Regions from separate parts of the Mus musculus genome. Here region 2 is linked to region 1. Evidence: chromatin contacts called from ENCODE Hi-C or POLR2A ChIA-PET data. All regions are on one chromosome and are shown on one strand. The core of a region is the stretch at or near the end of the contact, and the rest is flanking DNA. Distances in the headings are between cores, read along the strand shown. Region 1 holds the start of Gulp1 (GULP, engulfment adaptor PTB domain containing 1). Region 2 holds the start of Col3a1 (collagen, type III, alpha 1).

Region 1 (6,871 bases), core at 2,639-5,138:
TTCCAGTGTATACCAGCCTTGGATACATGAATAGTGAGTTACCAGGTATTCCGGGATACAGAATGAGGTACTACCTCAAAAGCACCAAAAAAATGAATGTGCAAACATTGATAAACAACTAAATAAGCACAATTTTGCAAACATGCTTGTTAACGTTTCATAAAGAAAAATATAAGCTATGCTTCAAAATTAACTGTTTTTTAATATAAAGATAAACAAATAGCAATGAATTATTCTCTTCTGCTTAACAAAATGACTCAGCCTTTATTATAACAAAATCTCACTCAACATGCTCAGCAATGAAAATCTGAAAACCAAGCTGGCCTAAGACTTTTCATACTTCTAGTCCTGAGATATTGCACACTCTTGGACCTGAGTCACTTCACACTCCTAGGCCAGAGATATTGAACACTCCTAGGCCTGAGACATGGCACCCTCCTAGGCTTGAGACACTGTGCACTCCGAGCCCTGGCTCCTGACTCTGGCTCTCACACTTGCCCCTTTGATAAGAGCAACCCTCATGCCTCATCCAAGAGGGTTTTGTTTTTTTCCAACAGATTAAGTTGTTCAAAGTGCTGAGACTAAATGGCATGAGTAATCCAGACCCAAATACATCTACAGCATAATTCATACGCCTAAAGCTCAGGGAAAACTCTGTTAGAAGAGGAAGGACAAGGACAGCTACTGCCAGACAGAGAACTCAGACATGATGGAAAAACCTCACTCATGAAACGTCAACAACACAGTCACCTAACAAGATCAACGTAATGACAATACTAGCTGATATGACAATGTGAATGTGCATCTTTCACAAGGTCCCATCCCTCCACGAAGAGCTACAGTCAATCAGTGGCTTTGAGAGAAGAGTTTCCTCCCGGGACTGGATCCTTGACACAAGTTACTTTATCCCAAGTGGTCATCCTAAACATACCAGTAACAGTAAGTGAAAGTAGTAAGGTTTTTCTTAGTTGTGTGTGTGTGTGTGTGTGTGTGTGTGTGTGTGTGTGTGTGATATATGAAGAGATTAACTTGACAAATTGTGGGAAAAGGACAGGAGATGTTAAATCAGAAAGGGAGGAGTAGCAATAATATCAATGCAGTCATACTATAGCTATGAATAAAAGGTAAAAAATAAGTTTACAGAAATATTATTGTGCACGTATAACAGATATAAACAACTCAATTTTATTCTCATAGACTCAGTGAGAAAAGTCATGACCTTTAAAAAAAAGCTTTTCACATCACTTGATCCCTTTAGTGACCTTGGGAATGTGTAGAGGAAAGTTTATTTTGCAAGTGGAAAAACTAAAGTCATGGTAAAGAAAGACACTTTGCACAGGGTGATTCATAAAGTCAACCTCAGAGAGAAGAGTGACATTTACAACCTCAAACTCCAACATTCAGAAGGAATACAAACCACATTTGCTTTTTACCCTTTACCTCCCATGCCTACCTCATCCACCTCACTAAGGAACAAATTGAGGGACAGATTAAATAGAAGCAAAGATAATAAAGAAAAGGGTCTGAATTTCAGATAAGGCTCAGGGTTTCTAGATTGCCTGGAATTGAGAAAGGAGCAGTAAGTTTGCACCCTGATTTATCCTGCTTCAGGGAAAGGAGGAAGATTTGTTTATTATGGGGGCTCTTCTGTAATACAAGAAAGACATACTAGATGAATTTTCCCCTTTAATTCTATGATCCCAAATCCAAGCTATCTGAAATTAATTGAATTAATCAATTTAGGTGGAAAACCATCTGCTCAGTGCTGGTCTTTCATTCTTACTGGCCATGAAAACAAAGAAGAAAGGTCAAGGCCTGAAGGACTGAAGTGGCAGCTAACAAGGTGCATCTGGAGAAGACCGAGTAACAGGGTAAGCACACGCAAACTGTTGCTATTTCAGAGCAAGGGTGGAAAGGACCACACTTCCCTTTGGGCCTTCTTAACTCTCCTTGATATTCAACTGCATTCTATGCTTAGTCAATTGTTTTTGTTTTTATTTTTTTCCCCAAAGACTCTTAGTCATTTAAAGTTTTCATTTTAAAAGAACCCCCCTATTTAAGCCCCAGTACCACCACCAAGCCATTCAAATTATGCCCTGCAACTTCCCGAGTCTCTTTCAGGCCTGCCTACTGAGTTCAGTCTAGTTTGGCTGCCTGCCAGATTCTTCCATTCTTTTCTTGTCAGTCTTAAAAACTTGGGAAATGCTCCTGGACAGCTCAAGGAGAGTTTAATTATGCAGTGAAGCAGTACCTTAGTCTCACCGTTGTTTCTAGAAAAGCTTGCAGACACCAGCGTCCAAACTCTCCCATTCGGTGGGTTTTCTAGCAATTTCTAGCTATTTGATTATGAGGAAGAAGGAGGGAAAGGCTGGCAGAGCAACCAGGCAATTTGCAAAACTGAAAAAAAAAATCCAATTCCTTTCAGGATTTTCCACCTCTCATCGTTTACTCTGTTTTCTAATTCGTACTCTTTTACGACCTGTTCAGCCATATGGACTACATAAAATCATAGGTATCCTGGCCTCTGCAAGCCCTAGAATTAATAGAATTGACAGAGTCTAGAAAGTTTTCATTCTTAAATGTTGGTGCAGCATTTTTAAAAGCAGACAGAATACACAGTTATTAAATCTTCCTAATTGATATTATGTTGTCAAACAGACTGAAATATCGCACGTAAATGTCTATTAACAAAGACAAGCTCCATCAAGAAAAACTAAGACGCTGTGTGTGTGTGTGTGCGTGTGCGTGTGTGTGTGTGTGTGTGTGTGTGTGTCGGGGTGAGGTAGGGGTGTTCCTTGACTGCCAGCCCACACTTGAGAGTTTCCCCAACAGCAGCTGTATCTCCCTCACTCTACCTTGGCACGCTATTTCTAGCTGCAGCGTTCAGCTTCCTGTTCAAGTCCCATTCTACATTGTAAACACATTCCAAGAAAACTAGACTGCCCAGAGTTCCCTCCTGCAAACAGGGAAATCAGCCCAGCAGCCCCAGGATAGAGAGCCAGTTGGGCCACCACCAGGAGGTGGACCAGAGCAAGCAAGCTTGGCAAGCTGAGTCCCACTAACATAACGCCCGCAGAAGCGGGGATCTGACCGGCCTAGCCAAAGGGCAGCCGCATGGACACCGCCCGAGAGTGGGGGCCCTACCCACGTAGGGCTTTAAAGTATCTGCGGCCCAGTCACAAGCTCCTTGCCGCCTCCCCTGCCGCTGCCCACATTTTTACAGCGACCCAAACAAAGCGAGACCAAGCTGGAGGAAGTTGGCTCTCGGGTCGCCTAGTTGACCCAGCGATGCCTCCTTTTGCTGAGCAGCCTCTGTTCCATGCACCCGCAGCGGGCGGGATGGTCCAGCGTCCCCCCACCGCTTGCTCCCGACGCCTGCTAGCCCCCACCTCGCCCAGAAGTTCCTCCTTGGGTCGAGGGGAGGATGCGGCGGGAAGGCACAGGGCTGGCGTCCCTGGGTGGCCCCATCTTCCTCCCTCACTGCCCCCGCCTGCAGCAACAGGTCCCTCTTTCAGTGCCCACAGACTCCCTGTGCCCTCGGGGTCGGAATCTGCGCAACCTATAAGCGGTCGCAGCCCGGTGCCCTCCTCACCCTCCTGCTAACTGCGCTTTCCTCTCGGGGTCTGTTCCTGGTTCCGCGCCACCTGGCCATAGCTGGCCGGACCAGAGACGCTCCCGCTTCCTACCCTGGCTTGTAGAGGGATGCGGTCGCAGGGCTGGGGCAGGCACAGGAGCTCCGGGAACCGTGGCCCACGATCGCGTGTTCGTATCCCACAGGAAAACTTTGTGCAGGTTCGAAAGGCACTGGGCTCCGGACCCTAGGGCTCTGGTCCTCTCCCTCCTTCTAATCCGCTGAAGCCCAAACTGGTGCTGGCGACGGCAGGGGCTGGGTCGGGACTCCCGGTTGCTGAGGGCTAGGATCGCCGGGCTCCCCCTCTCGGCCAGAAGAAAACTCCGGCTCTGTGTGCGCACTAGGGACGCTGGTGGGGTTTTCTGCAGTAATGCAGAACTGTCCTGCTTTTAAAGGCAGACCTGGAGAGGTTAGGGAGTAAGACAGAAAGAAACCGGTTTCCAGAAGAAGCTGTCCATTCTTATTTCAGACGGAGAGAAAACACCGGCCCCGCCCCACTTCCACAGCTCCAGGTTTCCTTTTAAACCTCCTCCCACAGATGCTGTTTGGTAAGAATTTAAAACACCTCTGAGGTTTAACAAAAAAGAAAGTGACACAGAAAGGGCATAAATATAAGTGAGGAGGGCTCTCCACAGCCTCGTGAAACGCAGCTGCAGGGACTAGACTTTTTCTTTTCTTTTTTCTTTTCTTCTCTTCTCTTCTCTTCTCTTCTCTTCTCTTCTCTTCTCTTCTCTTCTCTTCTTTCTTTCTTTCTTTCTTCCTTCCTTTCTTTCTTTCTTTCTTTCTTTCTTTCTTTCTTTCTCTTTTAAACTCTGTCTGAATCTTTGCACGTTACCCCTCCCCCCCGTGGGGCGGTGAAAGGTAGCTGGTCCCTGGTTGAGCTAAGGCTAAATGCCCAGGAGACCATGAAGGGACAGTAGGAGTTTTTGCCTGCTCCTGGACACCAGGCCTCTGTCACTAGCTGTAGCCCCACCTCCATCCTCCATAGATTTGTGGTCATCAGTTACATAAGCGCAACTCCCCAAGCCCCTCCACAGGTAGAGGATATGACCTGTGGTCACATAGGCTCAAATCTAATCTCTATTTTAATGAGGTACTCTCCCTGTAAAAGGTATTTAATCTCAGGCCCACCCTGAGAAGGGGGGTATGGTTTTACACATCCACTTTCTGCCATGACAATAAATGCCTTAAAACCAAGGACTGCCTCTTTTCTTCAGGATCTGCCGCAGGGAGACACGGAGATGACCTTTGTCTACAGAGCCACTGTGTAATCTTCCATAGAAGGCCTCTCTGTGCTCCCAGCCAGGACCCAAGCCCAAGCTAAACTCAAGCCAAGGACTCTCCCCTGAGACCAGCCAGAGCTCCTCCCTTCTTTCCCCCACCCTGGCCCTGGGCTAGATCCAACCCTCGGGCCCCCACTCTGCTTTCAGCTCTTCCTCAGCTTCCAGCCGCACCTGGATGTCCAAGAGCCTGAGAACCAGAAGACCAGGTCTTATCACAGGCCTGGGGAGCTCCAAGCCAGCTCTGGCTGTCCTGCACCTCAGGCTGTGCTTCCCCACCCCCGGAGCAGAGTCCCGTGGCTTCCCTGCAGCCCAACACCCACCCAGGGACAGTGTGGGGTAAGTCCTGTCAAGATTCCCAAGCGCCGGTGCCCTGTAGTGGAGTGGACTTGGGACCCACAACCCTACATCCCCCTACTCCAACACCCTCCCTCCAAAATAATAGGACAACTTTCTCGACAGCCACATTCTACTTATTAGCAATCTTTCTGTGCTTACCTCAGAATTCAGAACAGAAATGGTGTGGAGTTGAGAGGAAAACAGCAAACCATTCCTTTTTTTCTGTAGACCAGGCTGGCCTCGAACTTGAACTCAGAAATTCGCCTCTCTCTGTCTCCCAAGTGCTGGGATTAAAGGCATGCGCCACCACACCCAGCCACAGCAAACTATTCTTAAATGAGCCTGGTAAACTTCTGACTGGGAAAAGAAGAAGAACACATCCTCATAAGAGAGAATCTTGGAGCGTGAGAGGACCGCTGAGAACCTTTCTGGGAAGATAATCCTTAAAATTTAGCTGTCCCAATTTTAGTTCGGATGTAAAAATAAAGGGGAAAGATATAAAGCGGTTTACACGGCTAACATGCGTAAATATCGATGTGCTTTGGAACATGATGTAGTCCAAGCCAGGGCAGAGGCAGCAGAGGGACCGAAATCCATTTCAGACCCCTTTCTTACTCTTTCTCTTTTCCAGGACACTCTTGTTACCTATCCAATTACAATAGGAGAAAAGACTTAGGTGTTATTTATAGTTTATGGCAGTCAAGTGTACAGGGGTTAAAATAGACGAGTTTTAGAGAAAGAAGACAGAAAAAAAAAAAAGGTTCTTAAACATTCCATCATATTTTGCTGTAATTTGAAGAGACAGGATATGCTAGTGGAAATTCCTCTCCAAACATTTTATAAGTGAGTGAGCCTTTTCGGATACTTGTTGCATTAAAAAGACCCAACCTCTCAGTATTTCCAACAGAAACAATGTGGAGATCATGTAGTCTAAGCAAACTCCTTTGTTTGGAACCTAAGGTAAAGGAAGGTCAGAGATGTTAGGTGATTTCCTGACTCCACGTTTAGATCGCGTGAATTTGGCTCGTGGGTTTCTTTTCTTTCTTTCTTTCTTTCTTTCTTTCTTTCTTTCTTTCTTTCTTTCTTTTTTCCTTGCTTGCTTTCCCCTTTATCAAAATAAATAAGCATACATTGAAATTACTATAACAGAGAGGATGAGTATGTAGCTCATTTTATTGGCTCCTTGTCTAATGTGCACCATAAAAATAGATGTGGTGACACACACAAGTGAACCCAGCACTCAGGAGATAGAAATAGGAAGTTTACCATTATCTTAGGCATATAACTTGTTAAAGGAAAGCTTGGGATACACAGAACCCTAAAAAAAAAAAAAAAAAAAAAAAAAAAAAAAAAAAAAAAAAAAAAAAAAAAAAAGAAAGAAAGGAAGGAAGGAAGGAAGGAAGGAAATTACAACAAAAACACTTGAAAACAAGTATAGTAGTTTTTTCTGTAAATAATCGTAAATAATTCATGAATAATTATGGGTAATTAAGCAATGCCATTTGCATAATGATTTTATCAGTATAGCTATCACCTAAGAATACCTGTAAATACTGGGTATTTTAATGCAGTTGTAAAAGATTCTAGAATACTAGAATACTAGACTCCATAGAGTCTAGTC
Region 2 (7,875 bases), core at 4,393-6,892, 760 kb before region 1:
TTTCTAAAATCTGATACTCCTAACTCCATTATGTTTTTACTGCTTTCAAGGATACTATAGAATGAAAGAGACCTGTTTCAGTGCCCTGTCCCAGATGGTTTGTGAACTCTGTACCCTCTCGAGTATGCAGACAGATTTTTTTTTTTTTAAGGAATAACAGTGATCTCCAAAATGTCTTTTTTTTCTCTAATCTTAAAATGGGAAGATACCATCTGGAGTGGAATCCTACTGTTTATTTCTCTTGACCTTATGAAAAAGGCTTGTATTTCCAAGGCCACCCTGATGGGATCCAGACCACCAGCAAGATGAATGTGTGACTTGGAAGCCAGGCACTAAGACTGACAAAAACAAACATAAACATTCTTCATCAGATACATAGATGTATTTAGGATGGCTAAGGCACTACTATTCAAAAACTATAGTTTTTGCTTGATTTGCATTTGTTAACTTCTAACTTGAGCACAAGTCTCCTTTGAATGCTACTTGGGCACTATAAATTCTGTGCAACATCATAAAGTGTTTCTGTGAGAAACATAGCTTGTTGGCCTCTACAATAACAAACATAAGAACAAAAAATGTCTCACAACTATGTTAACTGAGAAAGTCATCCTTCAATGCTAATTATCAAAGCTAATTTAACTATTAATAAGTTTTGGATTAGTTGTGGCAATTTCTTCTTTGGGGCAATTTTAGTATTTCTTCCATTTGAACTTTCCGTTTTGTTCATTGAGATTACATTTGAAATGGCAGGGCTTGACCTCAGCCATGGAAAAAGCAAGGCTTTGATTAGTTAATCTGAAAGGAATCCACTTGGGCTATGTTTTTGTTAGGCACAGACAGAACTTCTAGTGGTTAATGTAACTCTCCAAAGTGCAGCTAACAAACGACTGCTGTGCAGAGCTAGCTCAGAGTTTCCACTGCTTTCCTGACAGGCAAAGTTTCCTCCTTTAAAACTTTTGGATTAAAAAAAAAAACAATGTGGATTTTTTTTTTTCCTAAGCATGGAAAATAATGACACTAAGCTTTTAGCTCTAAGAAACAGAACGAAACATTTTATGAGAATTAGCTCACACACATTGCCAGAAAGTCACAGTGTACCCGAAGCTTTAGTGTCTGCCAGGTCCAGCAAAGGCAAGCTCATCTTTGATCTTCCCGGCTCTGACTTACAAGCAATCACTTTAATGGCTTCAAGGTGGCGTTATCAGTTATTGCCTGTCACAAAGTACACATAGGAACCCGGCACTAGGGACAGTCATCCTCAGTGGTCACCACAGAGCTTCAGTGGTTGGCAGTCTTTTCTGAGTTACCACTCCAGGCCTGGTCTGAGCCTGTAGATATGAAACAGGCCTTTCTAATGAGGCCTTGCTTTCTTTTAGCATCTCCTATAGTTCTGGACAAATCTTTTAAAAAAGAAATCCAAAGGCAAGTCACCGAAGAATCTGCACTCATTAATGGGCCTTTCCTCTCCACTTCTCCCTCCCAGCATGGTTTCCGAAGACTTGCTCTCTTCTACAATGCTTGACTGGTCCATCCTAGATCTAAATGTGATGCAGGGTCTGTTATAGGCCCTTTACCCATCATTCTGAGTACTGTTGAGATGCTGAGGAAATAAAAGGGGGTTATGAATAGAAACAACAAAATCTTGTATTGGTAATACTTTATTTACTTACAATGTACATTTTTACAGAAAGAATGATAATTTCTGGTTAAGTCATTAGCTCCTGAGCCTTTTGCTTAATAAACCAGATTAATTTGTTAAAAATTGAGTAAGGAATAGAAAAAAGGACTACCATTAAAAAAAAACTTTATAAATAAATTTTCAAAAATGGTATGGAACTTGGAATCTCTATTATTTACAAATACTTACAAAAGTAAAAAAAGGCAGATGTTCAAGGTTTATGCTTTTGTTCTCAAATCATGTAGTATTTCATTAAATTTTAGTTTCAGTACTAAACTATTCATCCATTCCTGTTTTTAAGCTTTACAAACACACTGTAGGTTACATGACTGATATTTAAATATGTACATAATTGTGTATTTTCTTCTGTTAGAAGTAAGGTTACTACCGTGACTTTGTAATACATTTTATTCCATTGGTTCTATGTGATTAGTAATTCGGACAACACAAACAAGAGAAAATGTAAATGTTAATCTTAGCTATAATTTTCCTTTTTAAACATAATGAGAAATAAACTAAAAAATATGAAACAAGAGTTCATTCTCTCAGTCCATTTACAGTTTTGAAATCACAAATCAGTTCATGGTTCACAGTTAATTTTTGTGATATTATCAACATAGCAAAATGTAGAAGCTTAAACTTTAGAAGACATTTAGTTTTTTGTCCCTGTCCTAAGGAAGCAATATTACTAACATCTATTTATGGACCTATAGTCAGCAGAATGCAAATATTAAGCAAGGATGATATTAGCCAATGAGTAGGAAAAATACATTTAAAAAATGATGCAATGAATTTAGATAAGTTTCTATCTTTTCTTTGACAGTATTGGAGATTGAGGCTAGGGCGTCATATGCTCTGGAAAAGCTCTCTACCACTGACCTGCATCTCCAGACTTCTATAAACTTTTCATTTTGAGACAAGAGTCTCACTCTCATTCAGACACTCACATTGAACTCAGGAAGACTTTGGACTTGTATTCATCTACACTCAGCCTCCCAAGTAGCTGGGAATGAAGGTCTGTGTCACCATGCCTGGCTGGAAACTGTCTATTATTTTGACATTCATTTCCAAAAGTCTCACAATATATTACCAGTTTGTTTGTGTATTCTTATGTCTGGTAACATTTCATTATCTAATTATTTTACTTATAAAAGGAATGTTTAGTTTTTAAAACTCTCTCTCTCTCTCTCTCTGTCTCCCCCCCCCCCACGGACACGCGTGCGCGCACGCACGCACACACACACACACACACACACACACACACACACACACACACACACACACACACACACATATGAGGATCCTGTGGTGCAAGAGTCATGTTGGCGATGGTTATGGAAATGGTGTCTTTGTTAGCCACTAGGTGGCATGGTTTAGCACTTAAAAATCCAGCATGCTTAAAAACCACAGGAAATATAAAACAGACCACGTTTTTTCCGTAGCTGAAATAAAAGGCATGAATAAAGTAAGACTTGCACAGATTTGTAAAGAGACAAGAATTCTTTGTGGAGACATGTTTCATATTCCAGAAAACTCCCAGAAGTTAGTGTCTAGCAATTCTGTACGACTTCTAGGATTTCTGGAGAACATAGGAGATAACCCCTTTAGAGTTCTCTGAGTGTTCCCAGTGTGCTGAATGTCTGCTACTTACTGAAATCTCCTCAAAGTTAATCATTCAGTAGGATTTTCACTAAAAACCTGCAAGGAATGTGAAATATATGATCTTAAATCCTTTTTATCCTTCTTGGAGTTTTAAAGACCATAGCCCAAAGGTGGAAGCAAATGAGCTTAGGATGATGTTAAGATGGTGAGAACCAAACATGTTTCTCTTCTTACTGGAGTTAGATTGGGAAGAAACACACCCACTGTTCCTATAGTATTTCTCATATTACTTTAACTGTTAAGAAACTATAGATACTATGTTGATATTTTAATTAATGTCCCAAAGACATAGGTTTCTTCCTTCCTTCCTTTCTTCCTTCCTTCCTTCCTTTCTTTCTTCCTTCCTTCCTTCCTTCCTTCCTTCCTTCCTTCCTTCCTTTCTGTCTGTCTGTCTGTCTTTCTTTCTGTCTGTCTTTCTTTCTTTAAAAAAAATTAAGATTCTATGATTCTTCATCTAGATTTCAGAATAAAAGTTTGGGCTGCTAAGGAATTAACATTTCTTTGGATCATGTCTCCTATTAATAGGGAAGGCTTGGGGTTGTTTCATCTTCCAGGAGGGCAGGATGTGAAGAGAAAGTGAAAAAAGAAAGCTAAAAAGGAATTGACTATCCAAAGAAAAGAAAATGTAAGATGAGCTGGGGAGGAGAGAGGATGAAAATAAAGATGGGAAGCAGAGAGTGAGTCACTGAGAACAGGGAGGGGTGAGGACTGGGGTGGGGGGAGGGAGGTGGATAAGCCTAGGATGGGGGAGGGGTGATGAGTGAGGAAGGAAAATTGGGAGGGGAGTTCCTAAGGAGCCAAAAGGGGTGGAGAGATAAGGAGGGGGGAAAGATGGAGGGGGATGGAAGGGTGGGTTAAGGGGAACAGAATTAAGAAACAAGCAATCTGGGAGCTCCTTCTCTGTGTATCTGTGGACTGAACATACAGAAATATAAAGTGTCTCCTTCCCTTACTCTTGCATAGATAACTTCTGAAACTAGTGAAGACACTGCACACAGTGGAAAAACGAATGCTCATGAAGCATTTGCTAAAACTAAAGGTTTAAATACCAACGTGTTTGATTATGTATGAAAAGAACTGCTAGCAACTTCTTTTAGCCACAGATAAGATTTACATCAACACAATTATTTTGAAAAAAGTGTGCACCCCAAATTTTCATGATGACAAGGAACATATGCATTTTTAAAAGTATTTAAGTAAATAATGAGACAGTTGCTTTTAATTTGGGGCACAAGAAAATAAAGATCATTACATTTGGCTACCAAAACTATTTCAAGTCTGCCTTTTTGAGCAAAACTTGTATCTTTACCTTGTTTGGAGGAAAGCAAAAATATTCCTGTTAAATTATGTTATCTTCAGTAATGGAAATCCAGCTAAACAGAACATAAAACAACTTTTGGCAAACTCTGAGCACATTGAATGTGTGCAATCATGGAATGCAATAAAAACAGAAACAATGACACGTTTTTGCAGCCTGGGCTCATTTCTGGAAGGTCCATAGATAGTCCACATTTATAGTTTTACAGAAATACATAAGGGATTCTATTTATTTTCTAGTATCTTCTTAAGGGTTATTCATTTCAGAGACATTTCTAGTGCATTCTTTTGAAAAACATGGCTAAATATCCTATCTTTGTAAAGAGAGCAGTGTACAAAGGAGAACATGAAATTATTACAAGAGACCAATAAATTCCAGATGGCCTGGGAGCATGCCAAGATGTTCACAATGCAGGAGGGGAGTACTTTAAAACATTTTTTAAAAGGTGAACATGAAATCAAGTTAATTTAAGAACAGTTTTTACCTTAAACAACTAGAGAATATTATACATGTACATTAACTTTTAAAAAAATCAAATATAGAAAACAAAATTAAGGTTAACAAAACATTCCACAGTCAGAGGCTAGACAGGAAATTCTTAGGAGGCTGATTTTCCCACTATCTTACCCTTTGTAAGAAGTTAAGGCAAAATTAACCCAGAAAGCCTGTTCAAATCGGTACCTACTTACCTACGTTGGACTGCTGTGCCAAAATAAGAGTGGGATGAAGAAGGGTGAGAAGAAACCAGGTTCCACTTTGCACAAAGCTCATCATGTCTAAATATCAGACATGAGACTCTTTGTGCAAAAGAGGAGAGAGGAAGAAGCAGCTCAGAGTAGCACCATCAGTTGTCCCTGCCCTTCAGCACCGGGCCCGTCATAAAACTCAGCCGCTCGCTTCCCTCTGCTCTGGCCTTAAATAGGAAAAAGTTTGGCTTCCCTCACTTTCCAGCCCCTTTCTGAAATATGAGAGCAGAACCCATCCCCTCAGCAGTAAAAGCAATGATTAATATATTTTTCCCTGTGTGTAGAGGACACAACCCACAGACACAGAAACAGCACATCTGGAGCATGTGTACATCAGCCTATGCATATGTTTATAACATGCATTAGTCTTAAATACATATTTGCATGACAGAAACACATAGGAATGTGCTTTGTGATAGCCTACAACAATTGTTTGTGTGTTTTTAAATTTCCCTCTGAAACAGTAAAAACTGTCTGAATTTGAAAAAGTGTTTTGACTCCCATTCTCCGGCATGGTCATTTTGTAAATTTTATCTTTCTAGAAGACTCTGATACTTTGAGTTTTGCCAGAGTCCATCCTGACTCAATTTTAACAGGAAACTGTAAGAGACTATAAAGGAAAATCCTCTGAAGGCCCTGAACTCACCACCCACTCTGCATTCCAAATGTTAGACTGGAGGCAATTGTCACAAAACTGTCTTTGAGCTATGTTTGAAGAGATATTGAGACTCTTATCTGTTACTGTTCCCCTTGCTCTATTTCTCACGAATTTCTTTAGCAACCCTGACTGCTTCCTTGTAAAATTTCCAGTTTATGTGTTACTAAAGAAATCAGAACAGGCATTACTAAAGAGAAAAAAAAGCAATCAAACTTTTCAAGTCTTGTCCTTGTAAGAAACTACAAAAGAGAAAGTTCAAAGTGTGGAATAGAATTTCTAATTTCTAATGTAATAATTACTACAAATATGTCTACATCAGTATTTTCTATGTTTCTGTTCCAAGACCTCATCTGAAGAGTTTTCTATGTATTTCTAGATCTAGTTGAGGAATAAATACCACTATATCTCTGATTAAATCTCTGTAGAAAAAATGTACTTGTTACCCTTATTATGATGACCAACTTATATCTTGATACCCTATCCTTCACTTCCTTATTCCTTCATTTATCTTTAAAAATCAATCGTGGGCATTTTGATCCTAATCATGGCCATGTGCATTTATTTCTTTAGTCTTAACCTCATAGAAATATTCCCTTTTTGTGCATGCACACTTAAAAATTTACCCCATTATATCAATTCATGTTATTTCTTAATGATCCAGCTCAAAACTTCCCTCTTTAGGAAAACCATCTCATTTAGAATTATTTTTTATATATAATTTTCTCTTTCCTAATATATAATACTATTTTTAAAAATCTGTTTTTATAGACATCAATGCTATAAGCATGGATAATGCTATGTCTTCCTCCATGTGTCCCTGCTCACAGAGAGCCCACACTGAGATGTTCAAGGAAGAAAAGTGATGTCTTTTGGCGACAAGAAGCAATAAAATAGGACAAAAATCCACCCCCTGTGCATCTTCTGATTTCAGATTGGAGAAGAGCTGCCAGAAGAGGCAGGGAATAGAACTTCTGAGATTGGCTGGGCTCGGGTTAAAGTGAAGAAATTGAGGACCGACATGTATGTGTCTTTCTATTAATAGTCTTCATCCTTTACCTCAAAGTTTTTGTCTGTTCAAACCATGTTAGAAACATAAGTTTTTCATATATTTGCAGTATACAAAAACCAGTGCTAATACATATAAGTACATCTCTCTTTACTCTAAATGGAAAATGCAAACATTGAGATTTATTGAAAATTGTCAGTAGAATTATTTTTCTGAGTGAAAAAACGTAATGCTACTTTGTACTAATTAAAAATTTTGTATGCACTATTTCATCAACGCTATGCATAATTCCTGTCACATTCTTTAAGTTTATAAAACTTCTTAAAGTAGCATTTTTGCATAAGAAAAAGATTCCTGATTGATATACTCACTACAGACATATGGCTGATGTTTTTGCAGATCTAGGCATTGTTCCATTTTAAGGCTTTGGGGGAGACCTGGAGAACTAATCCTCCAGATTGCATGATTTATCATGCTTCTCTACTTTGAGTGTGTTTGGAAGTTCTGCTTCACAAGCCTTTGTGTTCTATGTCCTAGAGCTTTGGTTTCCTCATATCCAAATGCTTCATAGTGCAGTGTCCAGATGGGTGTCGATCTGAGTGAGCTATTGTTACAATGGCTGAAACATGTGTCCTGGGAAACCATATCAGGCAAAGCCAGCACTGTTGTGACCTACACAAATTGCTTCCTATATACTTGTCACTTTTCTGATATGAACAAGATGCATTGAAAAAGTTAGTTTCTTATTTACATCTGGAAACTTGTCAAAAATATAAGTTTCTACACCAGCTAAGTCAGTGCTCAATT

The links. A loop is a pair of places that touch in the nucleus more often than their neighbours do. ChIA-PET counts read pairs that join two places held with the same protein, here RNA polymerase II (POLR2A).
Region 2: a loop to region 1 is called in a map of heart, with 4 times the contacts of the local background. The contact joins the promoter of Col3a1 here to the promoter of Gulp1 in region 1. A Hi-C loop is called at or near these places in 5 of 37 maps with a recorded cell type or tissue (adrenal gland and heart). POLR2A ChIA-PET finds 5 or more read pairs at or near these places in 1 of 5 experiments (Patski).

Annotation. Positions count from the first base shown.
Region 1 is chr1:44,548,688-44,555,558 of GRCm38, reverse strand. It overlaps Gulp1 (GULP, engulfment adaptor PTB domain containing 1), which reads right to left and starts at 3,888. Exons shown (of 11, transcript NM_028450.3): 1 at 3,687-3,888. Gm39635 (a long non-coding RNA gene) reads left to right here and starts at 4,102. Exons shown (of 3, transcript XR_865406.1): 1 at 4,102-4,179; 2 at 4,849-5,250.
Region 2 is chr1:45,309,305-45,317,179 of GRCm38, reverse strand. Col3a1 (collagen, type III, alpha 1) reads right to left here and starts at 5,642. Exons shown (of 51, transcript NM_009930.2): 1 at 5,348-5,642. The coding sequence starts at 5,432.